Regions from separate parts of the Homo sapiens genome. Here region 1 is linked to region 2. A link is a loop called in an ENCODE intact Hi-C map of the cell type or tissue named here. Cell type or tissue: K562. All regions are shown on one strand.

Region 1 (8,000 bases), 130 kb after region 2:
TTTCCAATCAAAGCTGAATCACCAGTTCCAATAATTCCTGTTATTCACAGCATCCCCACCCTACCCCCATCAGGATAACTTGGATGTACTTGCATACCCTCTGGGTCATTTTCAACACTTCCTAGATACAGTAACACATTGCATCACTGGGGTCCAAACTGCTTTCACCTACTTGCTGGGTGGTGTGTTAGCTTACCTAAAGGTGACTATCCCCCCAAAGGAGAGTTTTAAATCAGAACACTTAACTACCTCCCTGATGTCAGGGAAAGTGCATCCTGAAACAGCCAGTTTAGGAAAGGTCATTCTACCAGGGCTGTGGCTTTCTGCCTTATCTGAGAGCTTACGATGCGATAGTGGGAGGAAGGCAGATTGAGCAAGAGCTGGAGCTGTTCCTGCTCCTAAGTCCATCTTCATACGCTGAGAGGTGCAAATCAGCTAATATACAAGAAAGCATTTTCTAAACCTCACCATGAAAACAATGTTTATTACATTTGCCATTAATTTGAAGAACATTAGAAACAACAGAGATTTTAAATAGGGATTTGGGGATTATCCGACAGTTGGAATTGTTCCCATTCATTTCAACAATTAATAGCACCGTTTTCATTAGTAAACTGGCTATGTTATTTTTTTTTTTGACAGCTCCCTGGGATAGCAGAATAGGCATAGTCATCAAGGATAATAGAACTGTGATCACACTGAGTTCCTCAAGAAAAGAACTGGCTGTCTCATCTTGGTATTCTTGATGCCTTGCTCAGTAGCGCCTGGCAAAACTAAATCTCCCAGTGAATGGTTGGTGAAGGAATGAACAAGTGAATAAATGACAACCTGTGGGCCTGTTATCCCATCTACAAAACAAGGACAATACTAATAATGCAGTATTGTGAGCTGTAAGGTAATGTTTGATGTGACAACTCAAGCATGAGTGAACATTCAATAAATGTTTGCCCCCTTTCCTTTCACCCTGCTTCCTCTTGATGGGTCTTATGCTGCTTTTCTGCCTTCCTATGTGAGAGTGAAAGTGTCCCGTGTGTCAGAGACCAACACGTGCTGGTGTGTACTCCCCACATGTCAGAGCAGCACTGCGTTTCCAGACCCTGCCCCTGTCGGTTTCTCCCAGTGGGGTCCCCAGTGTTCCCCAGCTGTAAGGTCCGGTAAGGGCCCAGCTTCAGGTCCCCTCTGGGATTTCTGGTATAAGGTCTGCCTGAGTGACCCAAAGCATTCACCTCTAGCACCCACGCCCTTCTTTCTCCAGGGAAGGACCCCTCCCAGAAGGATTGTAATAATACGCATTACTTTTCCTGGTAATGAAATGCAACATGTCTCGGGATAGAACCCAGGCTCACTATTTCTTTTATGACATAATATGAATGTTTGCAGATCTTGATTTTTTTTTTCCGAGTTCAAATTTCATAACAATTTTCCTCTTAGCAAGACAAAAATTTTTTAAAGAGAAATGATCTGATTCAGTAGCTGGGAAAACAGTTCATAGGAAAATTCTGTGAAAACCCTATGATCCCAGAAAGAGCTTGGGTTGAGTCCCTTCCTGGCATCTGCTGGTTGGAAGAGGCAGCGTAACAAGGGAGTGAAAGCTGGCAGTGAAGAGGAAGGCTGGGTCATGACCCCAGTCCTAGGAAGAGAATGAACTAACTGCCAGGGTCACAGTCACACTGCTCGCTAAAGGGCAGTGTGAGAGGGAGGCTCCTTGGCCTAAATGTGGACAATGGAGAGAAAATCAGAAGAGAAAAACAAGTGATCTGGGACTGTTTGTGAAACTAGATAAAAAAACAGGTCATCTGAAGATCACTCTCAACCACTGCATTAGGAAGCCAGAGAAACACATTCAGCACAGTCAGACATTTGTGTCCCTCTGGTCACAGTGGACACTTTTAACTAGTACTTGTGGCTAAACTTAAGTCATGGGACTCAGGACTAGAAGGGGCTGTGGAAACATCCGCGTGTATTCAACAGACGAAACCAGACAATTTGAGAATCATTATCCAGACTGAGTCAGGAAACACTGAAGAAAACCTCGCACTACCAAAGGGACCTCCACCCTATCACAATTACACAGTGAGGTCTGCCCCCAAAGACAGATCCATGCAGAAAAGCAGCAGATGCTACAGTGGGAGGATTAGGGCCACCAGCTGTAAGCCAAGTGGGTCACAAGATAAGTCTTAAAAGGCAAGTAGGAATTTATTTTTCATCAAAAAAAAAACAACACTAGTATTTAAGAAAATGACATATAAATGCAGAGAAATCTTCCGGTTTCACAGACTGCAGCTCATTTGGAGTAATACACAGCCAAAGTAAGTATTTAAAAACCCAAAATGGAACAGAAGCGGCATTTCTCTAAAAGCAAACTTGGCTGGCATTTAAACTGAGAATTCCAATTCAGATTGGTGGAGGAAGCACTCACATCATAAATCTGGGTGAATATGTGTTTTATTGTTATAAAGTAATTAAGCTACTGAGGCAGGCTGTGTCCCTAAATTGAGAGGTGTATTTTGTCTCTGGAGAAATGTCAGGAGAGGACAGGATTTACCATGCTGTTAAAAGTGAAAGAAAATGCATTATTGTGGAAGTGAGGGGTAGGAGGACGTAGGCAGTGAGGGATTTTACACTCTGGGTCCCATGCATGGCTCCAGGGCAAACTGGTTACTGATCTGCCTCTAAGATTGTTCTCTGTCCTCACTCTGACCCTCCAGGACAGCAAAGCAGCATCCATTTACAGTACTGTTCCCTGTTAATTCCTCTTCCCACTCAATACTGCTAATGTGACGCCTCTCCCTGAGAACTTGAAATATGACTTCTGTGAGTTTTGCATGTATTTTGCCACGTATTTGCCTCATTTTCATCAATCTGGCTCTGAATGTCCCCTTCAGTAAGGCAGCCAAATAGAAGAAACACAAAATTCTAAAAACTACTTCCTTCAATACCTTTTTTTCATGGAATTTCCCCCCCCTAATTTGGTAGACAAGGAAGGACAGTCAGTCCCAACTTCAGAATTCTGGGTTTTCCTGTGTAAACACCACAGATACTAGAGCCTTGCTTCAGGGACTCAAAGGCTTGAACCCTAAGAAACATTCCCCTCTGGTGGCACCTCCTAAAATTCCATGTTGTTACTTCAAGCAATGGAATTAAAAAGAAAAAATCTGCATTTTGTTTAGAAGCCAATGATCCAGAGGGTATGGATTATTTAAAGATTCTTTTCAATTTTTCTCATTTTATCATGTGTTTTGGCAAGAAAAGAAGGGGCATCCAAATAAATTTCTTTGTAATTTAAGATATGATGAAAAGGATGATGGGTAAGATATTGAAACCCAAGAGGAACGTGACTTAGAATCATATCTCTTAAAAATATACACAGATGCACTCATGTATGATAGCAGATTAAAATGACATGGACAACCCCTCCTTCCACTACAAGATTGAGAAAATAGAACAAAATTTGTTTTAATAGAGCCAAGCTTTAAAGAAAGAACAAGAAATGTCCAGGTGCCACAAAGAATTCAAAATCTGGAATATAAGCCTTAAGGGCTGGTAGTTGAGGACAGGAAACAGCTTTAGCTCTTTGCAAGGGAGTGAACCTAGAAACCTAGAAGATTGTTGAACAAAGCACAGAACCTTCCATTGCTCCCTGCAGCCTCACACTACCAGAATACTGCCTGTCAGCCCAGAGCAAAAACAAACTACCGGCGGGGCGGGGCGGGGCGGCGGGAGAGGCGGTGCTTTTCGGCAGGATGAGGAAGCTACTTGAGAAAAACAGAACAACCATGCATGTAAAAGTGTCACAGTAGATTTGTATTACCACGAGGTGAGAAAGTGACCCAAAAACGGTCCTGGGACTCTGGCACAGGAAACTTCCAAATTCCTCTGTAGCAATACCATCAAAACCCTGGGACACGGATTGTCAGGCCTCTGAGCCCAAGCCAAGCCATCGCATCCCCTGTGACTTGCACGTATAAGCCCAGATGGCCTTAACTAACTGAAGAATCACAAAAGAAGTGAATATGCCCTGCCCCACCTTAACTGATGACATTCCACCAAAAAAGAAGTGTAAATGGCCGGTCCTTGCCTTAAGTGATGACATTACCTTGTGAAAGTCCTTTTCCTGGCTCATCCTGGCTCAGAAAGCACCCCCACTGAGCACCTTGTGACCCCCACTCCTGCCCGCCAGAGAACAAACCCCCTTTGACTGTAATTTTCCTTTACCTACCCAAATCCTATAAAACGGCCCCACCCTTATCTCCCTTCGCTGACTCTCTTTTCGGACTCAGCCCGCCTGCACCCAGGTGAAATAAACAGCCGTGTTGCTCACACAAATCCTGTTTGGTGGTCTCTTCACACAGACGTGCATGAAATTTGGTGCCGTGACTCGGATTGGGGGACCTCCCTTGGGAGATCAATCCCCTGTACTCCTGTTCTTTGCTCCGTGAGAAAGATCCACCTACGACCTCAGGTCCTCAGACCGACCAGCCCAAGGAACATCTCACCAATTTTAAATCAGGTAAGCGGCCTCTTCTTACTCTCTTCTCCAACCTCTCTCACTGTCCCTCAACCACTTTCTCCTTTCCACTCTTCAATCTCTCCCTTCTCTTAATTTCAATTCCTTTCATTTTCTGGGAGAGACAAAGCAGACACGTTTTATCGGTGGACCCAGAACTCCGGCGCCAGTCACGGACTGGGAAGGCAGCCTTAGCCTTCCCTTGGTGTTTAATCATTGCAGGGACACCTCTCTGATTATACACCCACGTTTCAAGGGTGTCAGACCACGCAGGGACGCCTGCCTTTGTCCTTCACCCTTAGCGGCAAGTCCCGCTTTTCTGGGGAAGGGGCAAGTACCCCAACCCCTTCTCTCCTTGTCTCTACCCCTTCTCTGCTTTTCTGGGAGAGGGGCAAGTACCACTCAACCCCTTCTCCTTCACCCTTAGTGGCAAGTCCCGCTTTTCTACGGGGCAAGAACCCCCAATCCCTTATTTCCACACCCCGACCTCTTATCTCTGTGTCCCAATCCCTTATTTCCGTGCCCCGACCTCGTATCTCTGCACCCCAATCCCTTATTTCCGCGCCCCAACCTCTTAATATCTCTGCGCCCCAATCCCTTATTTCCGCACCCCGACCTCTTATCTCTGTGTCCCAATCCCTTATTTCCGTGCCCCGACCTCGTATCTCTGCGCCCCAATCCCTTATTTCCGTGCCCCAACCTCTTAATATCTCTGCGCCCCAATCCCTTATTTCCGCACCCTGACCTCTTATCTCTGTGTCCCAATCCCTTATTTCCGCACCCCGACCTCTTATCTCTGCACCCAATCCCTTATTTCCGCACCCCGACCTCTTATCTCTGTGTCCCAATCCCTTATTTTCGTGCCCCGACCTCGTATCTCTGCACCCCAATCCCTTATTTCCGCGCCCCAACCTCTTAATATCTCTGCGCCCCAATCCCTTATTTCCGCACCCCGACCTCTTATCTCTGCGCCCCAACCCCTTTTCCCACTTTTCTGGAAGGTAAGAACCCCCGAACCCCTTCCCTCTGTTTCTCTACTCTCTTTTCTCTAGGCTTGCTTCCTTCACTATGGGCAACTTTCCACCCTCCATTCCTCCTTCTACTCCCTTGGCCTGTGTTCTCAAAAACTTAAAACCTCTTCAACTCACACCTGACCTAAAACCTAAATGCCTTATTTTCTGCAATGCCGCTTGACCCCAGTACAAACTCGACAGTAATTCCAAATAGCCAGAAAATGGCACTTTGAATTTTTCCATCCTGCAAAATCTAAATAATTCTTGTCGTAAAATAGGCAAACGGTCTGAGGTGCCTGACGTCCAGGCATTCTTTTACACATCAGTCCCTTCCTAGTCTCTGTGCCCAGTGCAACTCGTGCCAAATCTTCCTTCTTTCCCTCCCGCCTGTCCCCTCAGTACCAACCCCAAGTGTCGCTGAGTCTTTCTAATCTTCCTTTTCTACAGACCCATCTGACCTCTCCCTTCCTCCCCAGCCTGCTTGCTCCTCGCCAGGCCGAGCTAGGTGCCAATTCTTCCTCAGCCTCCGCTCCTCCACCCTATAATCTTTTTATCACCTCCCCTCCTCACACCTGGTCCGGCTTTCAGTTTCGTTCCGTGACTAGCCCTCCCCCTCCTGCCCAGCAATTTACTCTTAAAAAGGTGGCTGGAGCTAAAAGCACAGTCAAGGTTAATGCTCCTTTTTCTTTATCCCAAATCGGATAGCGTTTAGGCTCTTTTTCATCGAATATAAAAATCCAGCCCAGTTCATGACTTGTTTGGCAGCAACCCTGAGACACTTTACAGCCCTAGACCCTAAAAGGTCAAAAGGCCGTCTTATTCTCAAAATACATTTTATTGCCCAATCTGCTCCCGACATTAAATAAAACTCCAAAAATTAAATTCCGGCTCTCAAACCCCACAACAGGATTTAATTAACCTCGCCTTCAAGGTGTACCATAATAGAAAAAAGTTGCAATTCCTTGCCTCCACTGTGAGACAAACCCCAGCCACATCTCCAGCACATAAGAACTTCCAAATGCCTGAACTGCAGCGGCCAGGCGTTCCTCCAGAACCTCCTCCCACAGGAGCTTGCTACACTTGCTGGAAATCTGGCCACTGGGCCAAGGAATGCCCGCAGCCCGGGATTCCTCCTAAGCCGCGTCCCGTCTGTGTGGGACCCCACTGAAAATCGGACTGTTCAACTCACCTGGCAGCCACTCCCAGAGCCCCTGGAACTCTGGCCCAAGGCTCTCTGACTGACTCCTTCCCAGATCTTCTCGGCTTAGCGGCTGAAGACTCACACTGCCTGATTGCCTCGGAAGCCCCCTAGACCATCACGGATGCCGAGCTTCGGGTAACTCTCACAGTGGAAGGTAAGCCCGTCCCCTTCTTAATCAATACGGGGGCTACCCACTCCACATTACCTTCTTTCCAAGGGCCTGTTTCCCTTGCCTCCATAACTGTTGTGGGTATTGACGGCCAGGCTTCTAAACCTCTTAAAACTCCCCAACTCTGGTGCCAACTTGGACAATACTCTTTTAAGCACTCCTTTTTAGTTATCCCCACCTGCCCAGTTCCCTTATTAGGCTGAGACACTTTAACTAAATTATCTGCTTCCCTGACTATTCCTGGACTACAGCTATATCTCATTGCCGCCCTTCTTCCCAATCCAAAGCCTCCTTTGCGTCCTCATCTTGTATCCCCCCCCACCTTAACCCACAAGTATAAGACACCTCTACTCCCTCCTTGGCGACCGATCATGCACCCCTTACCATCTCATTAAAACCTAATCACCCTTACCCCACTCAACACCAATATCCCATCCCGCAGCATGCTTTAAAAAGATTAAAGCCTGTTATCACTTGCCTGCTACAGCATGGCCTTTTAAAGCTTATAAACTCTCCTTACAATTCCCCCATTTTACCTGTCCTAAAACCAGACAAGCCTTACAAGTTAGTTCAGGATCTGCGCCTTATCAACCAAATTGTTTTGCCTATCCACCCCGTGGTGCCAAACCCATATAACTCTCCTATCCTCAATACCTGCCTCTACAACCCATTATTCTGTTCTGGATCTCAAACATGCTTTCTTTACTATTCCTTTGCACCCTTAATCCCAGCCTCTCTTCGCTTTCACTTGGACTGACCCTGACACCCATCAAGCTCAGCAAATTACCTAGGCTGTACTGCTGCAAAGCTTCACAGACAGCCCCCATTACTTCCATCAAGCCCAAGTTTCTTCCTCATCTGTTACCTATCTCGGCATAATTCTCATAAAAACACACGTGCTCTCCCTGCCAATCGTGTCCGACTGATCTCTCAAACCCCAACCGCTTCTACAAAACAACAACTCCTTTCCTTCCTGGGCATGGTTGGATACTTTCGCCTTTGGATACCTGGTTTTGCCATCCTAACAAAACCATTATATAAACTCACAAAAGGAAACCTAGCTGACCCCATAGATCCTAAATCCTTTCCCCACTCCTCTTTCCATTCCTT
Region 2 (8,000 bases):
AATAAAGTAATGCTCAAAGCATGACTGAACATGTAAAAACTTAATAAGAAGCAGAGTTTAGGTTACAGAAAGAGATGTACTTTCTTATTGTCTGAGTAAACACAGTCTCCGTAACTTGTGTGTGGTGATCTGAAATCTTGGTCAAGATTCCCTGAAATCCACTTTTAAATGAGTTCATCTGACAAACAGTGCTAGAAAGGCCCTACCTTTGATCAACGCAATGATTTTGATTTCAGAACCTCCAACTGAGGTTCCTAATCATTCCTTTGGTAACAGAGAGTTTTGAACAAAATACAAGGGCAAGAGTATCAGGAAAGGTTACTTTTTTTTCCCTCTGCCTCTGATTACCCAGAGAGCAACAGTGAAAAATATGGAGGAGAAGAGCAGAGGGCTCTTTTGGTCCAATAACAGAATTCAGAAGTAGGACACACTGGGGAGGCTTCTGCCTCCTGCAGTGGTTTTCTCCAGGATTTTTTACCCTCACTTAGGTGTAGCCTTGACAGGAAAGGATGGGGGCCAGGAGCCTGGACCATCATTCCCAGCAATCTGACCTGCTTGAGGGAGGGAAGGGTCCCCATCCATCTTTTCTTCATTCTGGGCACCTCACTTTAAAAAATAGATTTTGCGGCCGGGCGCGGTGGCTCACGCCTGTAATCCCAGCACTTTGGGAGGCTGAGGCGGGTGGATCATGAGGTCAGGAGATCGAGACCATCTGGCTAACAAGGTGAAACCCCGTCTCTACTAAAAAATACAAAAAATTAGCCGGGCGCGGTGGCGGGCGCCTGTAGTCCCAGCTACTCGGGAGGCTGAGGCAGGAGAATGGCGTGAACCCGGGAAGTGGAGCTTGCAGTGAGCCGAGATTGTGCCACTGCAGTCCGCAGTCCGGCCTGGGCGACAGAGCGAGACTCCGTCTCAAAAAAAAAAAAAAAAAAAAAAAAAAAAATAGATTTTGCTTAATATTCTGGATAGAAAGTATTCCTCTTACAGATCCTTCAGTCTCCAACTTATATTTATGCCTGAAAATAATGTTCTTTATGGCCATCACCTTAGGCAATTTGGATGGTGATGAACTACAAAAACGTATATATGTTCTTACTAATACGGATAACTTACTGCTTTATCATTGCACAGAGGCAGTAATCCACATCTCTTTCCTAGCACTACTGAAGTAGGTAGAGTCATTACAATGCATTTTAGTCAAAAGGAATGTGAGAGTTGAGGATCATTGCCCCCAAATTCTCTCTGCCACCCTCTGCACTTCTGCAATTGTCTGCTTTAGCATCTAGCTAGGTGAGCTCAGATGTGGTCTGAATTAAGAGCAGTGTGACCTCAGAGCTGCCAGGTTTGCAGGCGCCTCCCCTACAGGTGGAAGCTATACTTCTGGATTGCTCCACCTGGCAGGAACCCCAGAGAGGTGGAATTCCATGCGTTGTGCTCGGACCTCCACAAACTGCAGGCTGATACAGAATGTGTTTACTGGGTTAGTGCAACCTAGCATGCAAACGTGGACACAGGATAGTCACAACTCCCACAGCAGCCTAAAGGAACTATGCAGGTCAGGTTGTGAAATGGCACCCAGAGTTATTTAGAAGGGCGTTTGGAATTCATAACGAGGTTGGTTTTGTTTTAAACCCTACTGTTGTCCTGGTAGGAAACAATGAGTGTTGATTACATTTTATTCTACTTAACATCAGTGCTTCTCAAGGGAGATATTGGTGACATGGAATTAGGTCTTATATTCAGGCATATAGCAAAAATAAATAAAGAACCTGGGGAGAAGATATTAAAATTTTAAGTAAAAGTGGAAATGAGACTACGAACAAAGGCAAAGAGAAAGAATATTTTAAACTGATATATCATGTGATATAGAGACATTAGCATACACTTTTGTTGGGTACGGGGAGAAATGTGGTATATAAATTATGCCAAAATCAAATTTTTCTCCATTGCTGGAGTGTATTTGGGATGGGTTTCAAAACTCTCTCAAATATACAGGGTTTTTTTGGTGTTTTTTTTACATCCTGTTTCAACATCCAGGGTCTAGACATTGGACTTCCTTCAAACAAGAGGCCAGTGAGAATAAATTTGAGCATGCAGTTGTTAAAACCACTCTCTTCCTCCACGTAGCTCTTGACAGCAGCTGCAGAAAATGAAACCTGTTGGGGGTGGAAGTGGATGGAGGTAAGGCAGTCTCAGATGGGAGGAATATGCTGATAGAGGAATCTGACCCTCAATTAATGAATGGCATCAACACCTTTCATGTTGAATGGCACACCCGAGGCCTGGGTGAGACAAGCAGGGAGAGAAGAGAAAGATCATATCTTGTTAATTGACCTCATCTCACCTCCTCCCCCATAAAAGCACATGACTTGTAACACAGAACTTCCTTTAATTTCATCAGACTACCTTGCCCAGAAACGAAGCACAGTAGTGATTATGAATGAACAGATACTTTGCCCCTACCTCTTGCCATTATCTCTTCCATAAACTTACTTAGGGAAAGCTAACATGAATCTCACTTCCTGGTTTTTAGGGGGTGATTTGAGGTTCTGGGAATTTTTTTTTTTTTTTTTTTTTAGTTCTTTAATTTTAAGCAGTCAAACACTCTGTTCCAAACAGAATGCAAATCCCACTCGTTGTACTCCTAACTTTGTATTATAAATGTTGGACTCTGTGAAAGCAGCAAGAGTAATGGTATAACTGGTGTGGATAATGACAGCTTTTGGTCTTGGAAAAGAAAAAAATGAAAAGACTTGTTCAGAATTGCAGAGCCAGGGAGTCTGGCAGTTTTTTCTCATATTTCTAGGTGATAGACAAATTGTTAGTTACCACATGTATAATTTATTAGTAATTGCTCTAATTTGCCTCCTAAGTTTCTAAGTTGCCGGTTCACTGAGATCAACTGTTTTGTACCCATAAAATAAGAATCATATGGTAATTTAATGAAGTAGCTAGCCAGTTAGCATGGTTTCTGTGCAAATGCAGTATTACCCTTGCAATTTAGAAAAGGGGGAGAGGAATAACAGTGTCAAACTTCTTAGAAGCCTAGTGACTAATTGTCACTTACTGGGATTAAAATGCTACACCCACATTTTCCTCTTGTGGACATATGGACACTAAGATAACTGTCTTTCCTTTGGGTTGTGTTGCAGTCTCTTTAAAACAAAATGCTTCCTTCCTCCTGGGAGCAGTGTAAGAGCTGCTGAGTGAAGGAAGCTGGATCCCTCCCATGGGTGATCTCTGGGAGAGAGGCCTAGAGCCTGCTAATGAAGTTAGAGCACAGCTTAAGGTACAATAGACCTGCTGCAAGGATGTTGGGGATAGGGTCAACATAGAACATTTGTTTTTTCTTTTCTTTTTTTTTTTTTTTTTTTGAGACAGAGTCTCGCTCTGTCACCCAGGCTGGAGTGCAGTGGCGCGACCTCGGCTCACTGCAACCTCTGCCTCCCGGGTTCATGCCATTTTCCTGCCTCAGCCACCCGAGCAGCTGGGACCACAGGTGCCCACCACCACGCCCGGCTAATTTTTTGTATTTTTAGTAGAGACAGGGTTTCACCATGCTAGCCAGGATGGTCTTGATCTCCTGACCTCATGATCTGCCCGCCTCGGCCTCCCAAAGTGCTGGGATTACAGGTGTGTGCCACCGCGCCCTAGCCTGTTTTTTCTTCTTAAAGCAAGCATTCTACTTCTCTCCAAACGTAATTAGTTGACTTCAGGTATGGCTATAAGAACATAAATGCAAAAATTTCTTCTTATGGCCAGACTGTCAGATTTCTCTCTGTTCTTGAATTTTCTCAACCTACCAACAATAAATTGTCTACTTATCTTTTAAACTCAGGAGCCAAACAAGCAGAGTCCTCATTCTGCTTCATGTGACATCAGCAAGACTGAACTCTCCTCTGCTTGCTGTGCTCTGTTCTTGCTGGTTTGTAAGTGGCAGCAATCATAAGAGGCAGGAACACAGCTTCCCATTTGTTTTTCAGGTTTAAGCTGTGGTTTTGGAAATGACAGGAAGTAGGAAAATGAAGCTTTTGGCTGGCCTTTGAAGAAACTGGAAGTAGAGGTGACAGAATACATGCGGATTGCTCTGGACCTTTTTGGAAAATCACTCTTTTGCCCAACACAGTTGGCAACCATCCTGGGACCGATAAAATTCCTTTGCACTTCATCAGAATTTAACTTTGGCTTAATCTGTCAAAGTCACAACCACATCTCTCAAGAGTACCATTTGGCCACAAGTCAAATACATTATCACAAACACATTAGATGTTCCTGAATAGCATTCCTAACCCATAGCTGATGTCCACATTCATCGAGCAAGATCAAATACCAAAAGAAAAAAAAAAAAGAAAAAAAGTAATTTAATCCATGCTAATTTTATTGAAATCAAGACACTTTCCTAAGTGGACAAATTTTTAGAAAAAGAGCATAAGCCAGCTGGGCGCAGTGGCTCACACCTGTAATCCCAGCACGTTGGGAGGCTGAGGTGGGTGTATCATCTGAGGTCAGGAGTTCGAGACCAGCCTGGCTAACATGGCGAAACTCTGTCTCTACTAAAAATACAAAAGTTAGCCAGGTGTGGTGGCATGTGCCCGTAATCCCAGCTATCTGGGAGGCTGAGGCAGGATAATCATTTGAACCCGGGAGGCAGAGGAAGCAGTGAGCTCATATTGCCCCACTGCACTCCAGCCTAGGTGACAGAGCAAAACTGTCTCAAAAATAAAAAAATTAAAAAAAAAAGAAAAAAGAAGAAGAAAAAGAGCATAAGCCTGGAACCTGAAATGACATCACCAATGGTTAGAAATTTTAATGAAATTGGGATACTTACAGCCTCTTGAATTTCTCAGTAGATTATTATCATATTCATCCCCAAGGAGAGTCACCTAGCTTCATGTTTGCTTGGTCAATGTTTGGTAAGCACCAGGGCGAGATGGTTGGCCCATGTATCTAAAGTAGTGCTACTCAGAGTGTGGTCTTAGGGCCAGCAGCATCTGGAAGCCTATTAGAAATGCAAATTAATGGCCCCACCCCAGCCTCCTGTAGCAGAATCTCTGCAGATGGGGGTCAGGAATCTGGGTTTTTATAAACTCTCCAGGTGATTCTAATGCTCGCTCAAGTTTAAGAACCACTGGCCTCACATCTCCAGAACAAACTGTCAACCAGCAACTGATGGTTTGTGGTTATGTCTGCAAATGAAAGAAGTGCAGCCATCCATGCCATCCTCCCTTGGTTGGAAACTAAGTCCCAGCTGCTGATTTTTGCTTCCTTTTCTCTACATTTCCAAATACCTGTGTTAGAACTGTGGGGCTCTATACATAGAAAATGTCTTAAAATAACAGTCTGTGTTTTTAAACTTGGGACTGTAAGGGGCTCCTCCTAAACATGTTTGGAGTATTTTATTTTGCTGATACTAGAAGCTGACCATTTACCTAAATAGTAATATACACCTTTCCAGAATCAGCTCTCTGGACAACCCAGCTGTCTGCTGCAAAAGAGCAAAAAACCCTAAAGTAGACCAAAAAAAGTTCCAATCATCCAACATATATATGTTGGGTAAAATTGTGCATCAAAGCTCATACCTTTTTCTAAACTCTTGGAGGCCATCAAAATCTACTCACTCTTACTTTCTAAAATTAGTTGTACCTTAGAAGTACATAAGTTTTTTAAAAATTCAGATGCATAAGAACTAATTGTAAGAGCTAAAATATAAAACTCATAAGAAAACACATGTAAATCTTCATGATCTTGGATTAGGCAATGGTTTCTTAGATATGCCACCTAAAGCACAAGCAATGAAAGAAAAAATAATTAAAATTTGAAACTTTGTGCTTTAAAGGACTATTTCAAGATAGAAAGTGAAAACACAGCCCATAGGATGGAAGGAAATATTTGCATATCACTTATCTGAAAAGAGTCTAGTATCCAGAACATATAAAGAATTCTTACAACTTAATAGTTGAAAAAAATAGGCTAGGCACGGTAGCTCACACCGGTAATCCCAGCACTTTGGGAGGCCTGGGTAGAGTTCAAGACCAGCCAGGCCAACATGGCGAAACCCTGTATCTACTTAAAATACAAAAATTAGCTGGGCTTGCTGGGGTACACCTGTAATCCCAGCTACTCTGGAGACTACACACGAGAATCACTTGAACCCAGGAGGTGGAGGTTGCAGTGAGCCAAGAACCCACCACTGCACTCCAGCATGGGCAACAGAGCGAGACTCTGCCTCAAAAATAATAATAACCCAATTGAAAACTGGACAAAAGATTTGAATAGGCATTTCTCCAAAGAAGGTATACATATGACCAATAAGCACATGAAAAGATGCTCAGCCTCTTTAGTCATTAGGGAAATGCAAATAAACACAATGAGATGCCATTTCACATCCACTAAGATGGATAGAATCAAAAAGATAAACAATAACAAATATTGACAAGAATTTGGAGAAACCGGAACCCTTATACATTGCTGATGGAAATGTAAAGTGGTGTGGCCACTTTGGGAAATAGTTTGGCAGTTCCTCAAAAAGCTAAACAATAGTCACCATATGACCTAGCAATTCCACTCCTAGGTGCATACCCAGTAGAATTGAAAATGTATGTGGAAACAACCCAACTGTCCAACTGATGAATGAACAAACAAAATGTGAAATGGTCAACCATGAAAAGGAACAAAGTACTGGTGCATTCTACAACATAGATGAACCTTGAAAACATTAAGCTAAGTGAAAGAAGCCAGACACCAAAAGCCACATATTGTATAATTCCATTTACATGAAATATCCAGAGTAGATAAAGCCAGAGAGACAAAGTTGATTAGTGGTTGCCCGGGGCTGGTGGAAGGGGAGAATGAGTGACTGCTAATGGGTGTGGGGTTTCTTCTGGGGTGATGATAATGCCCTGGAATTAGATAATGGTGATGGTTGCACAATGTTGTAAAATGCTAAAAACCACTGAATTGTATATTTTAAGAGAGTGAGTTTTATGATGTGTTATATTAATTATATCTCAATTTTTAAAACACAGGCAGCAGGTTGGATGTGGTCTATGGGGTTACAGTTTGCCAATCCCAGCTCTAGTGCAAAAAAAGAGGAGGGGGCAGATAGATGAAAAAGGCTGACAAAATGTTTGAGACAGAGTCTTGCTCTTGTCACCCAGGCTGGAGTGCAATGGCAGGATCTCGGCTCGCTGCAACCTCCGCCTCCTGGGTTCAAGCAATTCTCCTGCCTCAGCCTCCCAAGTAGCTGGGATTACAGGTGCCGGCCACCACGCCTGGCTAGTTTTTGTATTTTTAGTAGAGATGGGGTTTCACCATGTTGGCCAGGCTTGTCTCAAACTCTTGACCTCAGGTGATCCGCCTGCCTCGGCCTCTCAAAGTGCTGGGATTACAGGCTTGAGCCACCGCACCAGGCCTAAATGTTGAGTATTTTTGAAGCAGGGTGATGAATATGTAGTGGTTCATTACACTGTTTTCTCTACTTTTACATTTGTTCAGACACGCACATATTTTTACAAGAATCGCATATCGTGTATGCCAAATTAGATAATAGAATCACCAAGGATGGGGTCTGGGCATCTGTAAGTTTTAACAATTTTCCAGTTGATTCTTTTGAAACCAATCAATTGCTGGATTGAAAATCAATAGCTGGGGATCACTGTTCTACATATAGTTCTGTTAACTTGATTATCTTAGCAGATTAAAAGAGAGGAAAACAACTCCAATAGAAAAACAAATAGGAGTGTATACTCCTAGGGTGATGGGTGCGCCAAAATCTCACAAATCACCACTGAAGAACTTAGTCATGTAACCAAATCACCTGTTCCCCAAAAACATATGAAAATAAAAAATTCTTTAAAAAAAGGAAAATAGGTAATAGCAAAAAAAAAAAAAAAAAAAAAAAAAAAAAAAAAAAAAAAAGGCTCTCACAGCCCAACAAGAGAGAAACAGAAAAGAAGCAAATACAAGAATTTAAAGAGCTCAGTATTCTAAGGCCACTGTTA

Evidence for each region. Peaks named below come from ENCODE experiments on the same cell type or tissue, not always from the same donor. Only the 100,000 strongest peaks of a DNase experiment are listed, where the experiment ranks them.
Region 1: it touches region 2 in a loop (2.7-fold over the local background); 4 of 110 quality-filtered maps call a loop at or near these places.

What each region holds. Positions count from the first base shown.
Region 1 is chr5:126,841,617-126,849,616 of GRCh38, reverse strand. No RefSeq gene overlaps it. Among named protein-coding and RNA genes, the nearest start is that of LMNB1, 68 kb to the right of the region's middle. RefSeq lists enhancers at 1,454-2,280, 3,526-3,820, 3,335-4,304, 7,787-8,000. In K562, a CTCF peak has its summit at 3,087 (motif pointing left); DNase peaks (open chromatin) are centred at 2,086, 3,086 and 3,696; H3K4me3 peaks cover 165 bases.
Region 2 is chr5:126,966,823-126,974,822 of GRCh38, reverse strand. All of the region lies in intron 1 of MARCHF3 (membrane associated ring-CH-type finger 3), which reads left to right. Among named protein-coding and RNA genes, the nearest start is that of MARCHF3, 60 kb to the left of the region's middle. RefSeq lists enhancers at 2,200-2,249, 2,270-2,359. In K562, no CTCF peak of the experiment used is centred here; DNase peaks (open chromatin) are centred at 2,322 and 3,142.